2 separate regions of the Mus musculus genome follow, and region 1 is linked to region 2. Evidence: chromatin contacts called from ENCODE POLR2A ChIA-PET data. All regions are on one chromosome and are shown on one strand. Each heading gives the region's core, a stretch centred on a gene start or an enhancer-like site at or near the end of the contact. The rest is flanking DNA. Distances are from core to core; before and after follow the strand shown.

Region 1 (6,941 bases), core at 2,468-4,967, 55 kb before region 2:
GACCAGGCTGGCCTCAAATTCAGAGATCTGCCTGCTTCAGTCTTCCAAGTGCTGCCATTAAAAGGCTTGTGCCACCACACCTAGCTATCTGGCATTTAAAAAGCTATTTTAAATGTTTATTTATATGTGTCTGTGGGGAAGGTAGCCCCTTGAGAAGCCAGAATAGGGCATTGGATTTCCCAGAGCTGGAGTTACAGGTAGTTGTAAGCTGTTTGAGGTAGGTGCTGGGAAGTAAACTTGATTCTTCTGGAAGAGATGCTAAGTCATCTCTCAAGGCCTCACCTGACTTTTTTTCAGGGGTGGGGAGAATGTTTTGAGACACTTGTCTTGAAACGATGTATGCCACTATGTATACCAGGTTGGTCTTGAACTAAGAGAGATAACTCTTGAACTCTGCCTCCTGAGTTCTGGTATTAAAGGCATGCTTTACCAAGCCTAGCTTTTAAAAGAGTTATGCGTACGGGGGTTTTGTTGGCATGCAGATCGGTGTACCGGCTGCATATATGCCTGGTGCCTAAGGATGCCAGAAAATGGGATTGGACACCCTGGAACTGGACTTACAGATGGTTGTGACTTGCCATGTAGGTGCTGGTAATCAAGCCTGTGTCTTTTGAAAGAGCACCCAGTGTTTTTAACTACTGAGCCTTCTCCCCAGTTCCATCATCTGAAGTTTCTTAAATACTTCCAGGCTGGTCCTAGGCTGATTGTGTGGAACACTACTCAGGGCTGGGAGGGACCAGCAGGCTGACAGATGACTCAGAGAGCAGGTGCTGGGAAGGTACTTGGGTCCAGCATTCTCTGGATCATAGGGTGACTCTGTTGAAGTGACATGAGCAGGATCTTCATCGCAGCGGGTGGGGGAAAACAGACACGGGTTCTAAGTCCCATTCCCAGGCCCGGGGCCTCCAGAACAACACAGTAAGAGAAAACTGGCTCAGGCAGTCTCCAAAAGCAGACATGGACCCAGCCAGTGGGTCAATAGGGCTAAAAGCTGGCTGCCAGGCAGCCTGTCCTCCATGAGGCCCCCCATGCTTGTTGAAATGTCAAGAACTTGTCTGTGCTCTGAGCTGGCGTCACCTTTGCGTGGGAACGAAGCGCATGCTCATGCTGGGCCCGGAGGGGGGCCGGGGGGAGGGCTGGCAGTGATGTGTTCTTGTTTGGTTTCCAAATAGGGACCCAGAAGGGAGAATCGTGAGATTCCTGTGTCACCGGAAAGATTTGGGAGCCTGGCCAAAGGCATCCATCTGGACTTCAGCTTAGAAGCCGCTGCCCTTCGTCTGGGCCCCAGGATGAAACTGCAGGTGGCGCTGGCCTAGTACCTGTGCAGGTGACAGTTCTGGCTGAGCTGCCACTAGACATGGTGTCTGGGTTTGGCACATGGTAGATCTTGTCTGACACTCTGGTGACCTGTCCCTGGCCCATGTGGCATTGTATGGACTTAACCTCTCGCTGTAAGACCACCCATGTTGGTTAGACAATCTTATTAGGAAGCCATCCTTACCTAACTTGGAAGATTAAACAAAAACCCAAGACTCATCTCCAGTGCCTGGCCAAGGTCACAAAACTGTCCCTTCATTTGCTGTAGTTGCTTAACCCTTGTGAGGGACCACCGTATGATAGGCACTGACCTTAGAGCAGCTAGGCACATCAGTGAATTTAGGCAAGAAAGCCGAGTGGATGGGCAGTGCAGGGTAGGGCAGGCCTCCCCCAGGAGGTGGCAGCTATGCTGAACCCCATGTGACAAGGGCACCCAGAGTGCTAAGCACACAACTGTTTTGCTTTGGAGGCAGTAGATGGAATCTTCCAGATGGGTCGCTCCTCCAGGGAGGTCTGTGACCCCTGCCACCCATGTCACCCATGTCAACAAGGCCTTTCGAGGGAGTCTGCAGGCTGATGAGAGAACTGGAAGCCAGCCTGGCCACAAGAAGCCTTGGGATAGCCAAGGGCACCATAAGGATCTGACTGGGCCCAGGGACACACTGACTCCAACTGGTCTGAGTCAAGCAGGTGCCTCAGGTAAGTCAGGAGGGTAGAAAGGACTGTGAGCTTCCGTCTGCTCTGGCCTTGGGAAAGGTAAGACAGAAGGACCCTGGCCCAGCACTGGCCAATTGCCTATCTGGCTCTAACACTGCTCTGCCCTGGTCTTAACACTGAGCCCTCCTGAAGTTTAAGGACTCCCAAACTCTTCCAGCCTGTCCCAAGCCATCTCCCATCAAGGGGAGCTGGGGCCTTGAAGAATATATTCCACCTCCACCTCCACGAGACAGGTTCACATGGAATAAGTGGGACAAAGTCAGGGTCAGATGGGCACAAGGCGTAGAGTGTAGTGGCTCAGCTTGTGGACAAAGCAGGCCCTGCACGGCAGGTCTACTGTCTCTGTGGAGGGAGCTGAGGGCCACAGCAGTCCTCAGGACACCTGAGAGGTAGCAGACCCTAACTAGTAGGGAGTTCTGCATGTGGAGCCCTGTGCTAAGAGCCTCTGCCCAGCAGAGGGGAGGATGTGGGGGACCCAGTGACCATAGAGGACAGAGCCCAGCTTTGTTCCTAAGCAGACAGCTTTTCAGCCTGTAGGCAGGCGATCCAGAGATGGATGAGTAAAGGCCTTAGATGAGAAAGAGGAGGTATGTTAAAGAGATCTTTCAACCAAATAAAACCAACCAGCTTGGGGGGGGGGGGCGAGGCAGGGGAGGGGCAAGGGCCCTGACCTGTGACCTAAGCCTCATGAAGTTACCACCCCACCCCATCCCTGGACTCACTCTCTGGAGAACAGAATACCACTGCCTTCTTTAGCTCAGACAGCAGGCTTGTGGCAAAACACATGTTCAGTGGGTGAGGGCAGTGATGTGTGCAGCTAGGAGGTCTGAGTTCAAATCCCAGCACTGCCACTTACCAGTCCGGAAAGCCTGGCTCCCAAACCTCCTGAGCAGAACAGGAGGCAGCCACCTTTTGGGTGCTTAAGTTACAGATAGACAAGATGACATCTTTACTGCATGAAGAACATGGTTCTATTTCTAGAGACCAAACAGCACCACATTCCTTGGGGAGGACCTCCTTTGTCCCATGTCCTTGTGCACCAGCTGAGAGCTGCTCACCTGCAGGGCACCTGCAGGGCAGAGGTGACTTCCTAGTGGAGAGCAGGAAGGCTTCTTCTTCCCATCACCCCAGGGCTTCTCCTCAGCATGGAGCCAGCAGCCTCGCTTTAGGGAAATGGAGTCTGAGAAGTGCTCTGAATTGGCCTTTGCCACCAGGCCACACTGGGCACCCTGCCCAGTAGCTGCACACAGTGGGGAAAGGGCTGCAGATTTAATCCTGATGGAAGGGCTCAGGTAAGAGGAGCACCCAGCCTTTCTCCTCTGAGCACAGGGGTGGCCACACTGCAGGCAGCTGTGGTAACCCTCCTGTCTGAAGGGAGAGATTCTGTGTGAACAGGTCCCAGTCAGGGCCTGACCAGCAGAGTCTTTTCCCTGCACGTCCGCATCACTGCACCTGATGTCCTTGGTCTTCTGGGTGAGCAAGACTCAACCTCGGCCCTCTCACAGCCGTATCCCACTCCTCTTTCGGCAGAGCCCGGAACCAAGCAGCCTCCTCATCAGCGTGAGGTCTGTTGCCTCAGCACCCCCTATCACTGGCTTCCCAGGACCCGCTGGGAGGAAGGCACTGGCTTCTGACTTGGCCTGCCTCACCCCAGGGCAGGATCTAGCAGAAGCAGAACTGCAGCTGCCTGGTGGGCCTGGCCTACTAACTGCACCCCATTGGGAAGCCAGCTCTCTGAGTTAGCTCAGCTGCCAGCTGGCTGACCTGCAGCCCAGGACTAGCATTCCTTGGCCAGCTCTCTCTGGTACTTCCTTGTCTTGCTCCTCTGTGGCTGTTAATAACCCCTCTGCTTCCCTGGACTTTTCCAGTGACATCCAGTGACAGGCACCCACTCCTGTTATTCGCTACTCTGGATCTAGGAGTTTGGGCTGAAAGGTGGAAAGGGGATAGCCACCCAGAGGTAACGGGCACTCGCAGAGGCCACAGCTCTTCCGGGGGAAGCTGAAGCAGGTGGAGGAGTCTTGAGGGAGCAGTGTCTGTCTGGCCTTTGGTAGCTGGGGTCCACAGGACGGCATCTTGCTAGTCTTTAAACGTGTCAGGAGGCACTCGTGATGGTTTGTAAGCTACCTGCAGCTTTCCCGCTTGGCCCTGTCTTAGGATGCCTGTGGTCTGGACTCCAGCCTCCTGTGTGGACCAGCAGCAATGCAGTCTGTACTCAGGCCACAGCCCAGGGCTGTGGTTGAACCTGCAGCACGTCATGACTCACTGCCCGAGGGTTCCATGGCCCCCGCAAAGGTCAGGAAGCTTGTCTTGCTTTGGCACTGGCCCTCTGTGTCTACACAAAGTTGTGCCCAGGCTGCACTCTGAGGCTAGACTAAGGTGCCGTCATCACGCTCTGCTCGCCGTGGTCCACGCTCCAGAGTCGGTAGAACTCAGCAAAGTCCACATAGGGCTCCACACGGCCATCCTCTCCGGGTGGAAGTGAGTGAGCCGGTCTGGAGCGGAAGAGGCCCCCGTCAGAGCTGGAGCTGCTGCTCTGGGTGTGCGTGTTGGTGGACTGCAGGGTCAGAGTGGGGCTCTGGCTACAGAAGAAGAGAGAGCAGTCAGTCTGGGGGAGCTGCATCAGGGGCCCTCAACTTCCCACCGGTGAAAAGAGCGGCCCTTTAGGCTCAGGCCTCTCTCTCTCTCCCCAGTATCCTACAGAAGTCAGCTGGGTGAGATGTTTTTAAAGACAGGCTGACCTAGGTGACAGAATAAGACTCAGCGCCAGGGGAGGAGATCTGTGAGGCTCGGGCAGTCAGGCTGAGAAGCGTGAAGCTTGCCTGCTTGGCTTTGTGGACACAGCTGCTGGTTTCCTGGGGAAGCCTGGTGGGGAGGGAGGGCTATGCTGATTGTGCTGGGGACAGCACACGGCTACCCAGGATGCCCAGATGTCTACCAGGCCCTTCCATCCACAGAGGTGGTGGCAGGAACAGCAGCAGCACAGACTTGGGGACAGATGGAGGCCCTCTAAAGAGGCAGAGGGAGAGGCAGAGGAAAACAGGGGCACTCCCTCCCTGCCAGCCCTTCTAATTGGCCACATCCGGCTAAGCTCTAAGTGGAGAGGGGCTGGGTGTGGCAGCTGTATTATTCCATCGGTGCAGGGCTGGAATGTGGAAACCAGATCCCCCCCTCCCCCGGAGAGGTGGGGTGGGAGCAAAGTACAAAGTCACAGAAGTACAGGGAGCGGTTGGACAAGAGACCTGTCAGGCAGGTCTGCACCATGCCCCTCCTCTCAGGCCATGACCTCCACCCCCAGTGCCCCTTACACTAGACAGCTGACAGCCATGGCATGCCACAGTGAGAGAGCAGCAGCTCTGACAACCCAGTACAGGCCAGGCAATGTCCCCAACTACAGATGCATGAAGCCAGTGGCCCTGGGTTACAAACTCCAAGACAGAAGAAAAACACGAGAGAAGCTGCCCATGGATGAAAGCTGAGACGTCAGTCAGCTGCCTTGCTTCTTTCTCGGGTCCCCTGTCCACCTTGCCCTGAATCTCCACTTGTCCCAGGTCCAGTTCAATACCTGCTAGAACCTGTGTCTAATAAGACTCCCTACCCAAAAGGTGAGGGTGGAGAATTGGAGGCCAAAGATCCAGAGTCCCCAGACCCCAGCCTCTCTCATCCTGCCCCACTGAGCCCTAGGATTTGGTTGCCCAGCTGTTTCTCTCCAGGTTCCCATGTCTGTCTCTAGAGTAGGATGGCTTACTTAGTGAGTGTGGGAGTGGCTTCGTCCAGAGTGGAGGCACTGTGAGAGCCGTTGACCATCTGGCCCTGAGAAGGCATGACGAGGGACAGAGTCACACTAGTCTTGCTGGTGCTCTGGGCACTTGAGTAGGGCACAGAAACAGGGTACACACGGCCCCCTGCAATAGGAGAGAGAGAGAGAGCAGGGGGGGAGGGGAATCAGTCGGAGGAAACCAAGGTAGTGGCCTCAAGGCTTCTCTTGAGTGACAAGGGCTATGTGAGGGCTGAGAGGCCCCTAAGCCCCACTGTGGCCCTCCACCCCTGGGGTGGCCCAGGGTAGATGTCCCTTGGTACGAGTATCTTCCAGAATAGCAGTGGGACCTCTATCCAGCAAAGAAACCCACTGGGGATCAAGGTGGGAGTGGAATAAAGTGCTGGATGGGCTCTGAGAAAGGGCTACTAAACCTTAATACAGAGGGTAGACTGTTTCCTGTTGAGGCAGGCCCAATGAAAATACGGTTACAAGTGCAGGCCAGAGGGACTCCAGCTCCCCAGTGTCCATGGAGAGCAATGGGAGGTGAGAGCTCCACAGTTTGTTTGTTTAAAAACAGAAAAGGAAATGCAGCGCTTGGGAGCAGTACAGAAGGTCTCACTGCTGCCCAGGCAGCTTGACTCAAGGACTTAAAAGGAAAAAGGGATGGAGTGAAGTATCTCCACACAATGCCCGGCTGGGGCAGACCATCTGTCTCATACCTGACCTCACCCAGGTCTCTCCAGGCTAGAGCCTTTCTCCTTTCTGTCAAGGTTGCTGGTAAGGGTGAGAAGTGACAAGGAGGCTAGGAGGGACCTCTGCCATCTGCCTTTGTGACTGTACATGATATGCTCATGCAGCAAGACTTCCAGGATGGTCAGGACAAGTGCTCCTTATTTTACAGACAGAGTAAAGACCTGCAGCTCAGAGTCCAGAACTCTACAGCTGGAGTTGAGCAAGGCCAGCCCCCTGGCTCCATACGCACTCCAAGCAGCCAACTTCATGGTATCAGCCCGTCCGTGTTGCCTCCAGCCCAGGACTCATCTCAGGTGTACCTACGTGGCATACATACCTGGGGCAGGGGTCGGTGTAGGCTGGCTCATTTCACCCAATGGATAGCCAAAGTTCCTCACCAGCAGGGTCATGTCTT
Region 2 (7,220 bases), core at 2,394-4,893:
TGCTGTGGCTGGAGTTGGTACTGTGTAAGAGTCAACCAGGTGGTTCTGGTTTTGAAATGAAGGGGTCATGAAGAACAGTTGAGGCTCGGTACTGTGAGAGGCCATGGAAGGCCATTGGTGAAGGTGCAGCCTCAGTTTCAATTGATGGTGCAGGACTGAAGGGATCATGCAAAGGAGTTGAGGCTTGGCACCATGAAGAGAACCTATGAGAGGCTATTGGTGAAGCCAAGTTACAGTGGAAGACAGCAGTGTTTTGGAGATGCCAGTACCATGAGATGACCACCAAGAACAGCAGCAGCAGTGGAGTACAGGCAGCTGGAGCCTAGAAGAAAAGGTGTGTGCTACAAAGAGCAGAGTCAGAGAAGTGACCCAAGCTCTTGGAGGAACCCAGAAGATCATGAGTGGGTCCCAGACATTGAACAGTTAGAGTTTGATTTTGCTTTTGATTGTGACTGTGCCCTGATATTTTTCTCTCTTGAAGTAAGAAGGTATTTTAGTGGAGGCCACAGTTAAGACACTTTGAATTTTAAAAGATATTGGATATTTTAAAGGGATTGGACTTTTAATATGTAAAGACTGTGAGATTTTTAGATTTCAAGGATGAATAAGAAAGTAAGGGTTGAAGCTTAATACTGATGTGTTTGTATGTCAAGTTGACAAGGGGTCAATTGTACTGGCTGGTTTTGTGTGTCAACTTGACACAGGCTGGAGTTATCACAGAGAAAGGAGCTTTAGTTGGGGAAGTGCCTCCATGAGATCCAGCTGTGGGGCATTTTCTCGGTTGGTGATCAAGCAGGGAGGGCCCACTGTGGGTGGTGCCATTCCTGGACTGGCAGTCTTGGGTTCTATAAGAAAGCAAGCCAGGAGAAGCAAGCCAGTAAGTAACATCCCTCCATGGCCTCTGCATCAGCTCCTATTTCCTGACCTGCTTGAGTTTCAGTCCTGACCTCCTTTGGTAATAATGAACAGCAATGAGGAAGTGTAAGCTGAATAAACCCTTTCCTCCCCAACTTGCTTCTTGGTCATGACGTTTGTGCAGGAATAGAAACCTTGACTAAGACAGATCCCAAAGCTGGTGTGGAATTCAGGTCCGATCCCATCCTCTAAATCAACAGTTCCTGACACCTGCCCAGCTCCATATTGTGTTCCTCCTGAATGGCCTAGGCTGTTCTGTCTGGTGTCTCAGCCCACAAGCCCCGTCCTACCCCAAGGGAACGAAATGACAAATCAGAAACTGGAAGGGGTAACAATCCCTCCAAGTGTGTCCCATGGGCCATTCTGTAAGTTGTAGCTAAGCTAACCCTGTTCACTTCAGCTGGATGGGCAGCTGGCTCAGGCTGTGGTGACCCTGCCTCCTGATGGTCACACCCCACAATGGCTGGAACAAGTGATCTGCTTCTAAAAGACAATGTGGTTAAAAAAACATGTCTGGGCAGTCGTGGTGCATACCTTTAATCTGAGCACCTGGGGGGTGGGGGTGGGGGGCAGAGTCAGACAGAGCTCTTAGACAGAGGCCAGCCAGGGCTACACAGAGAAACACTGTCTCAGAAAAAAAAAAAATGTCTGGACTCATGAAGCCCCACCCTTTTCCTGAGGAGCTACAGGTGGCCAGTAGCTGCTAGGGCAGCCATCTTCCTCATAGTGCAGGGCTGGTGAACTGTGCTTGCCCCTACTGTGCTCATACAAGCAACTTTAAATGCAAAGACACAGGGCTATAGAGACAGCTCAGGGGTTAAGGTCTTGCTACTCTTCCAGAGGACCTGGGTACAGTTTCCACCTGTAATTCCAGCTCCCGGGGATCTGACGCCCTCTTTTGGCTTCTGTGGGCACTGCACACACACAGTACTGACACAATGTACACATACATACACATAAATAAAGCATAAAGACATGAAGGTAAGAGCTTGTTGGGAACGGTGGGGTGGGGCTTGGGGGTCGTCGGGAGAAGGAAGATGAAGGGATAACTGGGAGAAATATGGTCAAAGTACACTCTATAAACGTGACATTATGTAAGCAGCGAGGGATTGCTTCTGGCTCCCAGTTCACTCACTCTCTTGTCTCCTGTCCCTGCCTGCTCTCTTGGAAGCCAACTGCTGTGTTTCAAGATGCACCATAGAAACCCACACAGCAAGAAGCAGAGAGAAGTCTCTGGCTGGTAGACTGAAGGGAACCGAAGACTGCCATCAGCAGCCTATGGAATGGGGGTGGACTGGAACTCAACCAGCACCGTTTTTAGTAAACTTGAAATGGATGCATCCGGAGTAGAGTCATCACATGAGACCACTGCGCTGGCTGATACCGCGGCTTTAGCCTGTGAGAGACTTGGAGGCAATGGAGCCTACCTAAGCAGATTCCTGACCCACAACAACTGAGATGACAAGTGACAGCTGTTTTAAGGCCATAATTTAGGGACAATTTATTATGCCGTGATAGGTAACTAATATATAGCCGGTGTTAATGAATGTGCCTGAAGCTGCACAACTGGTAAGTGACAGAAATGGGGTCCAAACCCAGGGCACCTACCTGTCACCGTCATGCTTCCTTCCTGGATGGGGAAAGGTCAGATCTCGGAGAGACTGAAAAAGGCTTATGTGGCCTGAGGTGAGCTGGAAGCGGAAGCTGGGACAATTGCTGTTGCCCATTCCCACTCGCTGTTGCTTTGCATCTGTGTGTGTACGAATGTGTGCATGTGCACCTGTGTGTGTGCACACATGTATGTGTACCCATGTATGTGTGTGTGCACACATGTATGTATGTATAGGCCAGAAATCAATGTCAGGTCTTCCTCTGGTCCTCTCTGCCTTACTCTTAGAGAGAGGACCTCTCACTAAACTTGGAGCTCAGAGGTTCAGTTAGACTGTCTGGCTGGTGAGCTCCAGAGATCCTCCTGCCTCCCTCCACACTATTGCTACAAACTCAAGCCACCGTGCCCAACTCTCAGGTGAATAGTGGGGACTGAACTCAGGTCCTCATGCCTGCAGAGCAAAAACCTACCAACTGAGACGTCTCCTCAGCAACAACTTTCCACTTATTTAAAACTGTATTTTAGCCGGGCGTGGTGGCGCACGCCTTTAATCCCAGCACTCGGGAGGCAGAGACAGATGGATTTCTGAGTTCTAGGCTAGACTGGTCTACAAAGTGAGTTCCAGGACAGCCAGGGAGAGAAACCTTGTCTCGAAAAACCACACACACACAAAAAAAACCCAACAATAACTGTATTTTATGTGCAGTGATAATCTGTCTGTGCACCACAGTGTGCAGAACCCATAGAGGCCAGAAGAGGGCGTCAGATCGCCCTGTGAGTCACCATGTGGGTGCTGAGAGTGGAAGCTTTGCCCTCTGAAAGAGCATTTAGTGCTTTTAACTGATGCCCCCCCCCCTCCTTGTATCTTTCTATAAAGAACTGTCACTTCAGTATCAGCCTGGCATGCTCACAGCTGACACCCAGAGGATTAAAGAAACCGAGATACAGACAATGAGGGAAATCCAAGAACCATTCACACTGTTTTCTTGTCTTCTTATGTGTCACATGACAGTGGTCCGATTTAGCTATGGCCTCATGACTGCCTCGTGACATCCCCGAGGCCTCAGGGCCTGTGATGTTTGAATTTCTATTAAGTGCCTGCACTTTACACGATGCTGAAAGGTGCAGAGCGAAGCAACAGAAGGAAGACAGGCACAGGCACTTGGGGGAATTATGCAAGCTTTTCCTGAGGAAAAATGAGAGCGAGCTTGAGGCCACAGGTTCCGGACACTGAAGGAAGATTAAGCAAAGCCCACAGCCCTTTACAAGGTGGATCCTGACCCAGCCATTAAGGGAAGAACTGAAATATGCAATGAAACTAGACACAAGGGCTGGGGTGTGGGAACGGGGGAGGGGCAAGGGAGGGCAGAGGCAGAGATGTGCTAAGCACACAAGACATTCTGAGTTCCTGAGTCTTATCTCTGGTGCCCAACCTAGACACAAGGTCACATATTTTGTGTTTTGTTTTGTTTTTCTTTCTCCTTTCCTCCTTTCCTTCTGACAGGTCTCACTCACTATGTAGAAGCAGACTGGCCTTGAACTTTGAGACCCACTTGTCTCTGCCTCGAGTGCCGATTAAAGGCTTGTGCCACCATGCCACATACTTGATGTGATTTCTTCTACCGGCTGCTTTTACCACAGGCAAAACAGCGGCAGAGCAGAGCAGAAAGCAGGGGATGAGGGGGGTCGCCTGATGGGCAGAGAAGGAGATCTTTGGAAATGTGAGGCCAGCCCAGTCTAGACAGCAAGCTCCAAAATACTTAGGCCTACATAGTGAGATCCTATCTTGATTTAGGAAGAAAGGAGGGAAGGGCGAGAGGGAGGGAGGGAGGGAGAGAGGGAGGAAGGAAGGAAGGGGCTAGGTTTTTGGTGAGCCACAGGATACCACAGACCTGTCCATACAGGATATTCGGGCTCACTGGCTCTACATCTGGCTCATGAAACCCAGCAGGTGATTTAGAATGGCTCACTGACAGAAAAGGCAAACTGAGACTCACAAGGTAACCAGCCTCCAGTGGAGGGCCTGAAGTAAGGGACCAGGGGACCAGGTGGTGAGAGAGAGAGAGAGAGAGAGGCCAGCAGGTAGCCTTGCTGTACCTTGTAACATCAATATGATGGCTAAGCAACACTGAGTTCAGGCTGGTGCTCAGGGGAACAGGAGGGGAGTGGCCTATGATAGGGTTTCAAAGACTATGTCAGGGGCTCCAGGGCTACCCACACCCCAGGCAGGCAGGGCAGGCGCTGAGGGGCAGCAGCCTAGACCAAGTGCTACCTGGTCTCTGCACACTGCCATCTGCGTCTGGCAGCTACAAAGACCCAAGGCGTCTAGCAGCAAATGGCCAGGTCCTGTACGTCACCTGATGCCACCAAATCAGCAGAATGGAAGCCTTTTGACTAGATAGATTTCAGAAAAACCTGCTATGGGCTGGAGAGATGGCTCAGTGGTTAAGAGCACTGACTGCTCTTCCAAAGGTCCTGAGTTCAAATCCCAGCAACCACATGGTGGCTCACAACCATCCTTAATGAGATCTGACGCCCTCTTCTGGGGTGTCTGAAGACAGCTACAGTGTACTTACATATAATAATAAATAAATCTTAAAAAAAAAAAAAAGGAAAAGCCTGCTACAGTCAAATCTGAGGTTTGTTGTGTACTGGACAATGAACGTTCTAGAAAAAGTATCTTCTGGTGAGATGGCTCGGGGGATAAAAGCGCTTGCAGCACAAGCTTGGCGACCTGAGTTCGACTCTCAGGACCCACATAAACATCGAAGGAGAGAAACAGCTCCGCAAAATTGTCTTTGACTTCCACCTGTGCACGGTGGCACACTCGTGCGCATGCTCGCACACACACACAGGGGATGTAGTTCATTGGTAGGTCAGGTGCTAACCATCCTGGTACCTCAAAACAAAACAATACCAGCTTCTCCACATGAGGTTTGCGCCCCAGAGCAGGGCATGCCTCACAGGAATAAGAGAAAGTTCCTTTCAGATAGCTTCCCTTCCCTGGAGGCTACAGGGAAGAAGGAGCCAAGCCAGAGTACTCTTGAGCAACGCTGCCTAGGAGGTGCCTAGGAGGTGCCTAGGAGGTGCCTAGGAGGTGCTTCCTGTGGCCAGGAAATAGCACTGCAGGTGCTAGCGCAAGAGTGGGCCCCACTTCTCAAAGCAAGGAAAATGGCCTCCAAGGCTGAGAGAAGGAGCCGAGAGGGGAAGCAGGCAGGCGGAAACCTGGGCCTTGGGGAAAGCTGATGAGGAACCATCAAGATTGGGTCTCTAGGGTAAGCCAAACAGGGAGTCCTTGGAGAGGCCAGGAAAAATGTGCTGGAGACATGCGTCCCCAGGAGGGTGAGGCACAAGATCATAACACTCTCAGAAGGACAGAAATGGGAAGCCTGTGGCTCCACAGTGGCGGTGGCAGGCTCCGGCTCTGGTCAGGCACTCACCACAGGCTGTGGGCTTCTTGGTGCCTGCAACCTTGTAGAAACAGGGCATTGAGTGCAGTAAGACCTTCCTGTGGGGAGTGACCCTGTGGGGTACAAGTCTGGTCTGAGAACCCCTGCAGGGCCTTGGGTCTTTAGCTATGCAATTTCACTTGTCTGAACCCACGCTCAGGGGGAACACAACAGCCCAGGGCTTCCAATGTACTTTGAGGAATGAATGCGTGCCTGCCAGGCCCAGGCGGGGACGACCCAAGTGAGCCTCAGAGAGATGTTGGATTGATGCATAAGGGGAATAGATGCTTAGGCCGACAGCAGGAAGGTCAAGATGATCAGGGGAGGATCCTGAAGTCAGGCCCTTTGAGATGGGCTAATAAGAAGCCGGCCCCGCAGGGATCTGAGGCACACATAATCCAGGCAGAGGAATGGAAGCAGAGAGGCTGCTGTGGACCAAGGATGCAGCGGAGGTGTGGGGATAGCCGAAGCCGTCAACACAGGCTGATGGACTGTAGGGTGGCCATTGTCTTCGGGCACAGGAAGCACAGTAGTCTGAACAAGCTGGGTGACAAAACCTGGCTCTGAGTCACGGAACCCTTCTCACTGGTCCCGTTACCTCGAATGTGTCACCACCCTACAGATGGAAGGTCACGTTTGGGGTTCCTCTCTCTACAATCTGGATACATCCTGAGTTTCTAGGTATAGAGGCCGCCCCATTCACACTCTGGGGGCTCTGCTCTCCTTCAGCTATGAGCTTCCTCCCTTCCTTTCCCTGTCCTAGGCCCCCTTCCAGGCCTTCTTCCTTGGAGACTGTTCCTAGTACAGGTCACACCTCAAACTCTGTGACAGGTGCAGGAAGAACACACAAACCTCAGGGGTGTGACCGTGTCACAAACACAGATCGGCACTGCATGGGGCGGGGCCTGGGAGGTGTCTTTCTAGAGGTCAGTATTTTATTCACTTAACAGCAACTCCTGAGCACTTCATATGTATATCTTCACCACAACCGCAAGGCAGGCAAGGTCCCTGTTCACACTGATGGAGACAGATATGTACCAAAGTCCTGAAGTGCACCGGGAAGAAGCACTAAGTAGTCTAAGAGAAGACAGACTAGGTGGACAGGGGGGACCTCTGAAGAAGCGACCACTTAGCCAGGCTGCAGTCAGGTCCCTTAACCCATCAGATATCTGGAAAACAGCCCTAGGGTGCAAATGAGTTCAAGGTGTGGCAGGAGATGAAGGAAGCTGATGCGGAGCCCAAAGACA

The links. ChIA-PET counts read pairs that join two places held with the same protein, here RNA polymerase II (POLR2A).
Region 1: POLR2A ChIA-PET joins it to region 2 with 11 read pairs in embryonic stem cell. The contact joins two enhancer-like sites. POLR2A ChIA-PET finds 5 or more read pairs at or near these places in 4 of 5 experiments (Patski and embryonic stem cell).

Annotation. Positions count from the first base shown.
Region 1 is chr15:80,157,749-80,164,689 of GRCm38, reverse strand. It overlaps Tab1 (TGF-beta activated kinase 1/MAP3K7 binding protein 1), which reads right to left. Exons shown (of 11, transcript NM_025609.3): 9 at 6,864-6,941; 10 at 5,783-5,939; 11 at 2,983-4,616. The coding sequence ends at 4,409. Among named protein-coding and RNA genes, the nearest start is that of Mgat3, 13 kb to the left of the region's middle. Within about 2 kb of position 3,717, at least 3 of the 3 ENCODE cell types and tissues checked have a DNase peak (open chromatin) inside an H3K27ac peak, as active enhancers do.
Region 2 is chr15:80,102,278-80,109,497 of GRCm38, reverse strand. All of the region lies in intron 1 of Syngr1 (synaptogyrin 1), which reads right to left. Among named protein-coding and RNA genes, the nearest start is that of Gm31134, 14 kb to the right of the region's middle. Within about 2 kb of position 3,643, at least 1 of the 3 ENCODE cell types and tissues checked has a DNase peak (open chromatin) inside an H3K27ac peak, as active enhancers do.